Linked DNA regions of Homo sapiens: region 2 is linked to region 1. Evidence: chromatin loops called from intact Hi-C (ENCODE). Cell type or tissue: GM12878. All regions are shown on one strand. Links, peaks and the distances in the headings refer to the core of each region. The heading gives the core; the rest is flanking DNA.

The links. Hi-C counts contacts between places; a loop is a spot of excess contacts. Peaks named below come from ENCODE experiments on the same cell type or tissue, not always from the same donor. Only the 100,000 strongest peaks of a DNase experiment are listed, where the experiment ranks them.
Region 2: a loop joins it to region 1, with 2.3 times the contacts of the local background. A loop is called at or near these places in 10 of 110 quality-filtered maps.

What each region holds. Positions count from the first base shown.
Region 1 is chr12:48,993,878-48,999,243 of GRCh38, forward strand. It overlaps DDN (dendrin), which reads right to left. Exons shown (of 2, transcript NM_015086.2): 1 at 5,202-5,366; 2 at 1,272-4,789. The coding sequence ends at 2,863. DDN-AS1 (DDN and PRKAG1 antisense RNA 1) reads left to right here and starts at 4,470. Exons shown (of 2, transcript NR_147179.1): 1 at 4,470-4,813. RefSeq lists enhancers at 1,589-1,883, 4,130-4,199 and silencers at 1,589-1,883, 3,090-3,479, 3,680-3,769, 4,320-4,779. In GM12878, for the core only: CTCF peaks have their summits at 1,724 and 3,036 (motif pointing right); no DNase peak of the experiment used is centred there; H3K4me3 peaks cover 1,975 bases.
Region 2 is chr12:48,901,595-48,906,960 of GRCh38, forward strand. DRC2 (dynein regulatory complex subunit 2) reads left to right here and starts at 2,539. Exons shown (of 8, transcript NM_033124.5): 1 at 2,539-2,874; 2 at 3,352-3,519. The coding sequence starts at 2,743. It also overlaps the pseudogene RPL32P27. RefSeq lists silencers at 1-18, 2,496-2,545. In GM12878, for the core only: a CTCF peak has its summit at 2,475; a DNase peak (open chromatin) is centred at 2,537; H3K4me3 peaks cover 706 bases.

The DNA of each region.
Region 1 (5,366 bases), core at 1-5,000:
TACTTGAAATGCCTCTTCACCAAATTCTACCGCTGAGGTCATCTCCTCCCCTCCATGGAGCCTTCCCTTATCTCACAAAATCCATACGATCTCCCTTGTTTGACTCCTTGTAATACTTAACACATTGCTCACCTTCACCCCATTGTCAGAAAGGCCTTACTCATCCCTATCCTGTATCCAGCACAGTTTCTTGCTCCCAGTAGGTGCTCAGTACATGCTCATAGTTAGAATTGGTAGTAGGTAGATGGAATTGTAGGTGAAAGGGAGACAGGTCTCAATAACCTTTATTTGTTTGTTTTTTTTTGAGATGTGGTCTGGCTCTGTTGCCCAGGCTGGAGTGCAGAGGCCCAGTCTTGGCTAACTGCAACCTCCTCCTCCCAGGTTCAAGCAATTCAGCGATTCTTGTGCCTCAGCCTCCTGAGTAGCTAGAATTATAGGTGCACACCACCACACCTGGCTAACTTTTGTATTTTTGGTAGAGACAGAGTTTCACCATGTTGGAGGCTGGTCTGGAATTCCTGACCTCAAGGGCAGATCTCAGGAACCTTTGATCTCTGCCCAAGGTGACACTCCTCCAGCTAGAGCTAACTTGAAACCTGGCAGTCCGGGTTCCTGGAAGTCTCTGGGATGAATCTTCCTGGATAGCTCTGACCAGTGTCTTCCCTCCGGTTCAGAAACCCAAAGAGGACACCTTCCTCCACTGAACCAAGGCCAGCGGCCCAGCTCCTGTCAGATCGTCGCCACCCCCCACCGCAGGCGGTCCTGCCCCACTCCGAGTTCTGCCCAGAGTCCCTCTGGGTGCGGGCGGGAGTGAGGTCGAGATAATTGGAGACTAAAGCCATAAGTGGTTTGAGAGCGGGGTTGGGGACCTGAACGCTGAGCGGGAGTTGGAGTTGAGGGGTCTGGGTTGGAGTGGGAGCAGAGGCGGGCAGGGGGCCGGGGGCTGGGGGCCGGGGCAGGACCGGGCGACTGAGTCTGGGAGAAGCCCCCGCGCCCGCGGAGCCGGCAGCTAAATTTACCCCGGCTGACTCAGCCCTTGCCCGGAATGGGGGGTGGGGGGAGGGCGCCAGGGCAGTGGGAAGAGCCGACAGGGGTGGGCTGGGGGCAAGGAAGGGAGAGTCCCGGCTGGGGGAGAAAAGAGGTGGGCCAGGAGCTCCCAACGAAGAAAGCAGCCCCCTCCCCTCACACAGAGCGGGAAGTAGCAGAGGAGTCCCGGGGGAGGGCCACTGTGGGGAAAGGGTCAGTGAAAGGAAGACGATGCCAAGGCTGGATAAAGGGAAGCTTAGATTTATTGAGCGCCTACTGTGTGCCAGGCAGTGTGCAAGGCGCTTTACATACATTATCGCATTAAATCCTCACAACAACCCTGCGAGGTAGGTGTTTATAAACCCCCATTTGACAGATGAGGAAACTGAGGCTCAGGGAGGTGAAGTGATGTGGCCAAGTTCACATGGCTAATAAATGGCAGACAGAGGAGGTGTCCAAGGATCGGAGAGAAAAAAAAAAAGACTTCGGTGTCTGAGTCCCAAGCCGGCTGGGGTGGATGAGTACAAAGATGGGCCCGGCGGGCTCTAGAAGTCTGGGAGGCCGGAGGCCTGCTCCCGGCCCCGCACGGCTGGAGACTGCAAGGCGGGGGACCCGCGCTCGGGAACTAGGGATAGGATTGAGTGGCAGAGCCGGGATTAGCAACTGGGGAGATCCGCGACCTGCGCGCGCCCTGTAGTGGCTATAGAGAGTATCACACCCCACGCCTGCTGGCTTCTGGTGACCGGCCTCTTTCCTTGCCTGGCCGGTTTCTGGAAGAGGCCAAGATGGGAGAAATTCTCAGGATTTTTTCAGGTGGGCGATACCACCTGGGAGGGAGATCGTGGCCACGCCTCAGAGCATCACTAAGGAGCATCGGGGTGGAGGAAAAGGGGAAGGCCTAAAGAGGTCCCAAGCTGATTCATTGGTGTCCTTCCCTCCCCAGCTCAGACCACCACAGGCCAGGGTCAGTGACAGGGCCGCTATCTTGCCCTGCCTTGGGGAGCCCTCAACCAAACCTGGGAGACTGGGATAGGAGTGCCTCACTCCCTTACCTCTTCTGCAAGCCTTGGGCAGTCTCCTGAATTGATCATGACTTTGGGTGACACGGAGGCCGCCCAGAAACCCTCAAACTCTGTTCACTTATTCCCAATTCTCATTCTTGGCTTGTCGAGGGGAGGATGAGATAGAGTCCTTTCCAAAGATCTCAAAATGTCAGAGACGGAAGGATGGACCTTAGAATACCATCATTTTATATACCAGGAGGCCTGGAGGCCTGGAGAGGGAAAGTGACTGGCCTCAGTCAACCAGCAACTCAGTGGCAGAGTTGGGATTGAAATCCAAGACTTGTGACACCAAGGTGAGCCCTCCTTCTGCTTTGTTGGTTGTTGCTGGACCTATGCCTCTTCTCCCAAGAACCCCTCTGTCATCTGATCACTCTGTCACCAGGTCCAAAGCCTCTCCTTCACTTTTTCCCTCCTCCTCAGAGGCCCTACCCTACCCTGCCCTCCTATGGCTGCCACCATCCCTGCCCTCCTGCCTGATCCTGGTTAGGCCTCTCTGCTCAGCTCCACACCCAGTGCATCAGCCCCTGCGAAGAGCTCACCCTTGTGCCCTGAACATAACAGACATTAATTAAATCTGCTCATTCTCACCTCTCCTGAAACAAAATCATTAATGGGCATATGCTTCCCTTCCTTTCATTTATATTTCAAGGATGAGAACAGGTATGGGTAAAGATACAAGGAAAAGAGAAGCAAAGGAAGTCTGTGGGGAAGAATGGGGACCAGTGGACCCAAGGATGGATGCGTTGGGGACACAAATACAAGAAGGGGCCTCTCACTGCCTCTTCCTATTTCCCTGTTGGGTCCCTCTGATGTCCCTCACCCCGAAGAGGACCTCCTCGGTTTGGCTTATGACATCTAGGATCTCCCCGACACTGTCGCTCAGTTCCGCTGTCTTCCCATCTTCCTCTGGCGAACTGTTTCCAACCTCGGGCAGGGTCCTCTCATTCCGCCAGGAGGCGCCCGGGGCTTCTGTGTCGCTTCCATCAGAGGAGCCGCTATGGACGCTGAGCTCCTCAGCTTCGTCCGTGTCCGAGTCAGGGGCTGTGTGGCGGCGGATACGGGACACGGCTTCTCGCAGGGCCCCGGCGTAGGGCCCTGGGGTCCGCGCCCAGCCCCGGCCGGCGCGCCGCTGGACCACCGCCACTTCCGACCCCTCGGCTCTGCCCTGGGCTCCCGAAGCTGCTGGGCCTAAGGCTTGGTGCTCTGGGCTACCTGGCTGCGTGGGGGCGTCCCGCAGGTTTACTTCGGGGGCCGGGAGCCCCAAGATGCGGAAAGTGCGCTCCTCCAGTGTGGAGTCCCCCGGCCTCCCGCCCTCAGCTTCGCCCCCGCGGCCCCCGCCGGGCTGGTGTAAAAGGCGACTGCTCGACAGCCGCTTTTGACAAGGGGAAGGAAAGACCGTGGCCCCTTCACCCTCCTCCTTGCCGGGCTTCGATTGGCTGGGGGAATCCCCCACCACGCGTGTCACCCCAGAGGGCAAAAGCTGCACCTGCTGGGTTCGGGGGGTTGGAACATATTGGGATCGTATCACTACGCACGTGGCGTCAATGACAAAGACGCCTTCCCCACGGGACAGGCCCTGGGAACTGCGGGGCAAGGTGTGGGCACGGCGGGTCGCCTTCCAACCCTCCAGGGTCTCCGGTCCTGCCCCCTCTCCAAGACCCAGAGATTCTCTCCATCCGGTGCCTCCGGGAGCCCAGGGTCTGGGGAGTGTCTGGCTATGGCGGGGCGGCTGCTTTTTAGGGGAGGGAATCCAGCATTTGGGAAACCAGATCTGTTCTCCTTCTTTCCCTTCCCTCGAGCCCTTGAGGTGGTGCCTGGATCTGGGAGCGGGATGCGGGGCACAGGGAGCCGCAGTTGCAGACCCCGCAGGAGCTATCTCGGTGCCTGCGCTCCCTGTAGCTTTGGCTTGGGGATGGCTGTCGCTACCACTGTTCAGGTCAGCAGCAGCCAGCCCCAGGCTTTTCTCCACGACCCCCTTGCCGGGCTCTGGCCTTGCTCTGGCCGCTCCACAGCCTGGGGATCCCCCCAAGAGACCTTGCCCCTGTCGGAGACCCCAAGCCCCGAGGACGTCCCGGTAGATCCGAGGATCCAGCCTCTTCTTTGTGCGCCCTCCGTCTGTCCTGGCTGGAGTCGCAGCTGGGGCTGATGAAGTGGGCACCTGAGAGTTCCCGGGGCCTCTCTTAGTCCCCAAGGTCCTATGGGGGCCTTCGTAAGAAGGTGGAGCCACGTAGGGTGGCGGCCGGTCCCAGCGGCGTCGTGGGGCGGTCCCGGCAGAACCTCTCAGCAGCAGGTGAGCCTCGTAGCTTGGGGGCCCGGGCCGCCGACCTCCCCAGGGCCCCGCCCACGCCGACCCTGGGTCGCTCTGCGGCTGCGCGGATGGACGGGGCGCTCGCCCCACAGGCGCCAGGCGCTCCGGCCGCAAGGGAGCAGGGAGCCCTGCCAGCTGGGCCACCCGAGGGGCGTTGCGGGGCTCCGGGCGGGGTCGACCCGGGGGGCTCCGTCGGGCCCCACCAGCCTTGCGCCTTTTTCGCTCGGTCTCCTTGGCCTCCCGCTCCTGCGACGCCGCTTTCCTTTTCTCTTGCTCCCGAGCTCGGACCTCGGCCAGGGGCCCCGCCCGCCAGTTGGTCGCCTCCTGCAGCACCCTGGAGGCCCAGGGCCGGCGGGGCGGCGGCTGTGGGGATCCCGGGCGCGGCCCACACCTGGGACAATGAGCAGGAACCCAGGTGAGCAGTTTGTGGGGGAAGGGAGCCGAGGTCCGGGGAGCTGGGAGCACTGGAGACCACTTGGGGCAGCCATGTGAAGGGGTGTGTGTGAGTGTGTGCGCGTGTGCACGTGCGTATATGTTAGGACTGAAGTCGAAGCGGGACTCCTCGCCATCTCTCCATGCACACTTTAACAGCGTCTGCCCCATCTCACCTCCTGCCCTTTCTCACACCCACTTCTGTTCCCCCAAACAACGGGATGAGTCAGGCCCCAGCCCTCGGGAGCGGGCAGAGGTGGAAGGCGTGGGAAAGAGAAGGGGGACCAGCAGTGCTCGCTGGTGCCTGCGGGGAGGTCCGGACCCCACTCCCCGCCCCACCACTCTCTTCCCCTCACCCCTGCTTCACTCACGTGCGGTTCTGGAACCCGCGAGCCCAGTGGCTGGCCTGGAAGTCCATGGGCTGTCGAGAAGGGGCGCGGCGACTATAATGACAGGAAATAGTCTTCACTTCTATCACCAATAGCTTGGACTTCTGCACCCAGAGGCAGCTGCCAGACTCCTCATCCTGGAGCTCC
Region 2 (5,366 bases), core at 261-5,260, 92 kb before region 1:
ATAACACCGATTGCTTATAATAAATAAATACACACATCCTATTGGTTCTGTTTTTCTGGAGAGTTCTGAGTAATGTATTATATTTCATATTTAAAACAACTTTATTGGGGCACATGTTGCATATCACATAATTCGCTTTTTTTTTTTTTTTTTAAATACGGAGTTTCGCTCTTGTTGCCCAGGCTGGAGTGCAATGGCACGATCTCAGCTCACCGCAACCTCCGCCTCCTGGGTCCAAGCGATTCTCCTGCCTCAGCCTCCTGAGTAGCTGGGATTACAGGCATGTGCCACCACGCCCAGCTAATTTTGTCTTTTTAGTAGCGATGGGGTTTCTCCATGTTGGTCAGGCTGGTCCCGAACTCCCGACCTTAGGTGATCCAACATGGTGAAACCCCATCTCTACTAAAAATACAAAAAATTAGCCGGGTGTGGTAGCGGGTGCCTGTAATCCCAGCTACTTGGGAAGCTGAGGCAGGAGAATCACTTGAACCTGGGAGGTGCAGGTTGCAGTGAGCCGAGACTGTGCCACCTCACTCCAGCCTGGGCAACAGAGAAAGACTCAGTCAAAAAAGGAGAGAGAGAGGGAGAGGGAGAGAGAAAGAGAGAAAGAAAGGAAGGGAAGGGAAGGGAGAAGAAAAGAAAGTAATCTACTTTCTGTCTTTATAGCTTGGCCTTTTCCGGATATTTCATATAAATGGAACCATACAATATGTAATCACTTGTGTCTGGCTTATTTCACTGAGCATAGGGGTTTTTTTGGCCGAACATGGTGGCTCACGCCTGTAATCCCAGCACTTTGGGAGGCCGAGGTTGGTGGATCATTTGAGGTCAGGAGTTTGAGACCAACCTGGCCAAGATGATGAAACCCCGTCTCTACTAAAAATACAAAAATTAGGCAGGCATGGTGGTGACACCTGTAGTCCAGCTACTCGGGAGGCTGAGGCAGGAGAATTTCTTGAACCCGGGCGGTGGAGGTTGCAGTGAGCCGAGATCACGCACTGCACTCCAGCCTGGGTGACAGAGTGAGACTCCAGTCTTAAAAAAAAAAAAAGGGTTTGTTTGTTTTGTTTTTGTTGTTGTTTCTTTTTGATACAGGGCTGCTCTGTCACCCAACTGGAGTGCAGTGGCTTGACTATGGCTTGACCTCTGGGGCTCAGGTGATCTTCTCACCTCAGCCTCCTGGGGTAGCTGGGACAACAGGTACGCACCACCACGCCCAGCTAACTTCTTTTGTATTTTTTGTGGAGAAGGGGTTTCGCCACATTGCTCAAGCTAGTCTCGATCTCTTGGGCTAAAACGATCCTCCCGCCTCGGCCTCCCAAAGTGCTGGGATTACAGGTGTGAGGCACAGCGCCCAGCCTGCATATTCTTTTTGAGGTTCATCCACATTGTAGCTGGTATCCATAGTTTGTTCTGAATAATATTCCATTGTATGGACATAGCATATTTTGTCTACTCATTCACATGTTAATGGACATTTAGGTTGTCTCCAATTTTTCCAACTGGGCTATTATGAGTGAGACAGATAAGAAAATTCCTGTGCAAGTTTTTGTGTGTATACATGCTTTCATTTCTCTTAGGCAGATCCCTAAGAGTGAAATTATTGGGTCACATGGTAAATTTATGTTTAACATTTTAAAAAATTGCCAAACTGTTTTCCAAAGTGGCTACACCATTTTACATTTCTACCACCAATATATGAGGGTTCTCGTTTCTCCACATTCTCTCCAACACTTATCTTTTTAAAAAAGGTTTTTGTTGTTGTTGTTGTTTGCAGTTTTTACAGTTTTATTTAAACAGAAAACATACACATGAGCTGTCTACTCATTTTCTTTGCTGCGCAGCCTGGGATTGGGGTTGGTGACTCTGACGGCCAGCTGGGCAGCTCTTTTCCACGATGGCTTTGCGGTTCTTGGAGGAAACATTGTGAGCGATCTCAGCACAGTAAGATTTGTTGCACAACAGCAGCACTTCCAGCTCCTTGACGTGTGGACCAGGAATTTCCGGAAGCCACTGGGCAGCATGTGCTTTGTTTTCTTGTTGCTCCCATAATCAATGTTGGGCATCAAGATCTAACCCTTGAACCTTCCACGAACCCTGTTGTCAATACCTCTGGGTTTCCGCCGGTTACGCTTAATTTTGACATATCGGTCAGACTGGTGCCGGATAAACTTCTTGGTTCTCTTTTTGACGATCTTGGGCTTCCCAAGGGTTCTGAGGACGGTTTATAAAAGTGCACTGAGGGGAGGCTGAGACAGGAGAATTGCTTGAACCCGGGAGGCGGAGGTTGCAGTGAGCCGAGATCGTGCCCATCCTAGGCGACAGAGAGAGACTCTATGTCAAAAATAAATAAATAAATAAATAAATAAATAAATAAATAAATAAATAAAATGCACTGAGGAGACAGATTTTTGAGAGTTAAAAGGACCCTCTCAAAAACCGACCGCGGTCCTCCACTGGGTAGGGGGCGCTCCAAGACAGGGACTCTTCTAGCCTGTTGCCTCTCCATGTTAGCGATATCCTCGTTGCTAGGAGACTAGACGCGTCTTACAGTGGGAGAGCTCAGCCTCACTGATAGCCGGGGATCTCTCCTGTTCGAGGGCTGAGATCTCCGGTCCCACAACCGCCCACAACCAGGGGCACTTCTGGAAGTCCCCTTTCTAGGGACATTTTTCTTCTAAGCTCTGTAACGCGGGCCGAGGCAGACCGAGGCTTCTTTCCCGGATCCAATCCCCTGCCCCCATGCCTAAGAAAGAAAAAATGGCCAAGACGCCCCTGTCCGATGAGAAGCAGCTGCTTCTGTTTCAGCAGAAGTTGCTGGCAGAGGAGGAGATGGCCAAAAAGAAGGAGAGGCTCCTCAGCCAGTTCTTGAAGGTGATGGCCTTTTGCATTATGTCCTGCTCAACCCCATCCACCCCCTGCCCTGGCCCTGTCACTGAGGAAACCTCATTTTCATCCTGACCTCCCCTCCTCCGGAAATCCTGAGACCCAGATATACTTAGATTTCAGGCAACATTGTTTGGGAGGCGGGGGTGTTCTCTGCGAAGCACGGAGGGGGTGCGTGGTATACGGCTTGGCAATCTTTACTGAATCCCAGAACTGGGACCGTAGGTCCTGTCAGCTGTTCCAGCTGTCTGGAATGCTGATATTCTCCCTGGAGATAGGTCATTACAAACAACATCCTACTCTGATGCTCCCACCCTGAAGGAAATTCACCCTTGCCCTCCCTAAATGCCATCAGGCCGTTCCCATCGAAAAGGGGTAAGGTGTCAGCTGATAAATTAAGAGTGATCTTGTTTGTTGTACTGAAAGGCCCTGACTTCCTGGAGGTATATTTATTCCTTCACACAGGACAAGCTGGCCAAGGAGGAACACAACAGTGCTCTGAACCTTAATAAGATTAACACACAGTGGAGAACTGTCCTTCGGGAAGTCAAGACCAGAGAACTTCATAAGGACATTGAGATCCTCAGCCAAACATTTGAACGAGTGGTGGACTGTAAGGACAATGTCATCAAGGTAGGCACTCTTTCCAAGGAAACCTTGAGTATGGCTTCCTGACCTCTTAATAGAATGAGCCTAGTGAATCCATCTTAAAGCCCTCACAAGACACAGGCTGTGAGAAAGCCAGGCTATTGGTAATAATGGTTTTCACAGAAATAAAAAATAGAATATTGGGCTTTCATCCCTCTCTCCCTTAGAGGACCCACTCTTCTTGTCATCTATTGCCCAAAACCAGTACTATCCAATAGTAGAGTCATAAGGCACAGTAGACATCACCCAGTGACTTGAAATGAGTCCCACACCTTCATTTCAATGTCAGAAGGCTCAGTTCCAGAGGGGAACTGACTTGCCCAAGGTCACATAGCTAGTCAGTGAGAGAACCAGGACTCCAGCATGTGTTTATTGATTCCCACTGCAGTGCTCCATTCAACTAAATTGTTTGGCCTCTTGATTCAACTTCAGTGGCCCTGGATAAGGTTGAGAAGATCTCCATGGGTAAGAGCAGTTCTGGATTTCTAAGCAATTCAATCAGCCATCCTTATGCTCTTGGGAGGTTCTTGAGTTCTTGATTCCATCCTATCTTTTCTTCTAAGGGATTTTCTGTACCCCTTCTTTTGTCTTACTTTTAATATTCTGCCTCCATTTACTGCCTTCTCCTTAGTCTTTTCCATTATTTATTTATTTATTTATTTGACATGGAGTCTTGCTCTGTTGCCAGGCTGGAGTGCAGTGGCACAATCTCGGCTCAGTGCAACCTCTGCCTCCCAGGTTCAAGTGATTCTTCTGCCTCAGCCTCCCGAGTAGCTGTGACTACAGGCATGTGCCACCATGCCTGGCTAATTTTTGTATTTTTAGTTGAGATGGGGGTTTCACCATGTTGGCCAGGATGGTCTCGATCTCCTGACCTTGTGACCCACCCGCCTTGGCCTCCCAAAGTGCTGGGATTACAGGCGTGAGCCACTGCACCCAGCCAGAGTCTTTTCCATTTTCAACAAAACAAAGCCCACAGTAACAGCAAAATATACATTGCCAACATGGTATTCCCCCTCTAGAAAACACACATTTCTCTTTCATAGCCTAATCCCTGGGGAAAGAGCTCAGCAGACCCTGGGCAGCTTCCAGAGATAAATATTAAGAGTCCTCAAATTTGCAATAACCATTATTCATTAGAAGTCCACATACCCCACCAGTTACACCTTATGGATTTTTTTTTTTTTTTTTTGAGGCAGAGTTTCACTCCTGTTGCCCAGGCTGGAGTGCAATGGCGCAGTCTTGGCTCACTGCAACCTCCGCCTCCCGAGTTCAGCCTCCTGAGTAGCTGGGATTACAGGCATGTGCCACCACGCCCACTAATTTTGTATTTTTAGTAGAGATGGGGTTTCTTCATGTCGGTTAGGCTGGTCTTAAACTCCCGACCTCAGGTGATCCGCCCGCCTCAGTCTCCCAAAGTGCTGGGATTACAGGCATGAGCCACCACGCCCAGCCACTGAGGAGTTTCACTCTTGTCACCAGGCTGGAGTACAGTGGCGCGATCTCGGCTCACTGCAACCTCTGCCTCCTGGGTTCAAGCGATTCTCCTGCCTCAACCTCCTGAATAGCTGGGATTACAGGCGCCCACCACCAAGCCCAGGTAATTTTTGTATTTTTAGTGGAGACGGGATTTCACCATGTTGGCCAGGCTGGTCTGGAACTCCTGACCTTAGGTGATCCACCTGCCTCGGCCTCCCAAAGTGCTGGGATTACAGACGTTAGCCACCGCGCCCAGCCCATACCTTATGGATTTTTAAGAGGCTTTTTCAGACACTTATTGGAAGTTATCAAACACTTGATAAGAGGGCCAGGCACGGTGGCTCAAGCCTGTA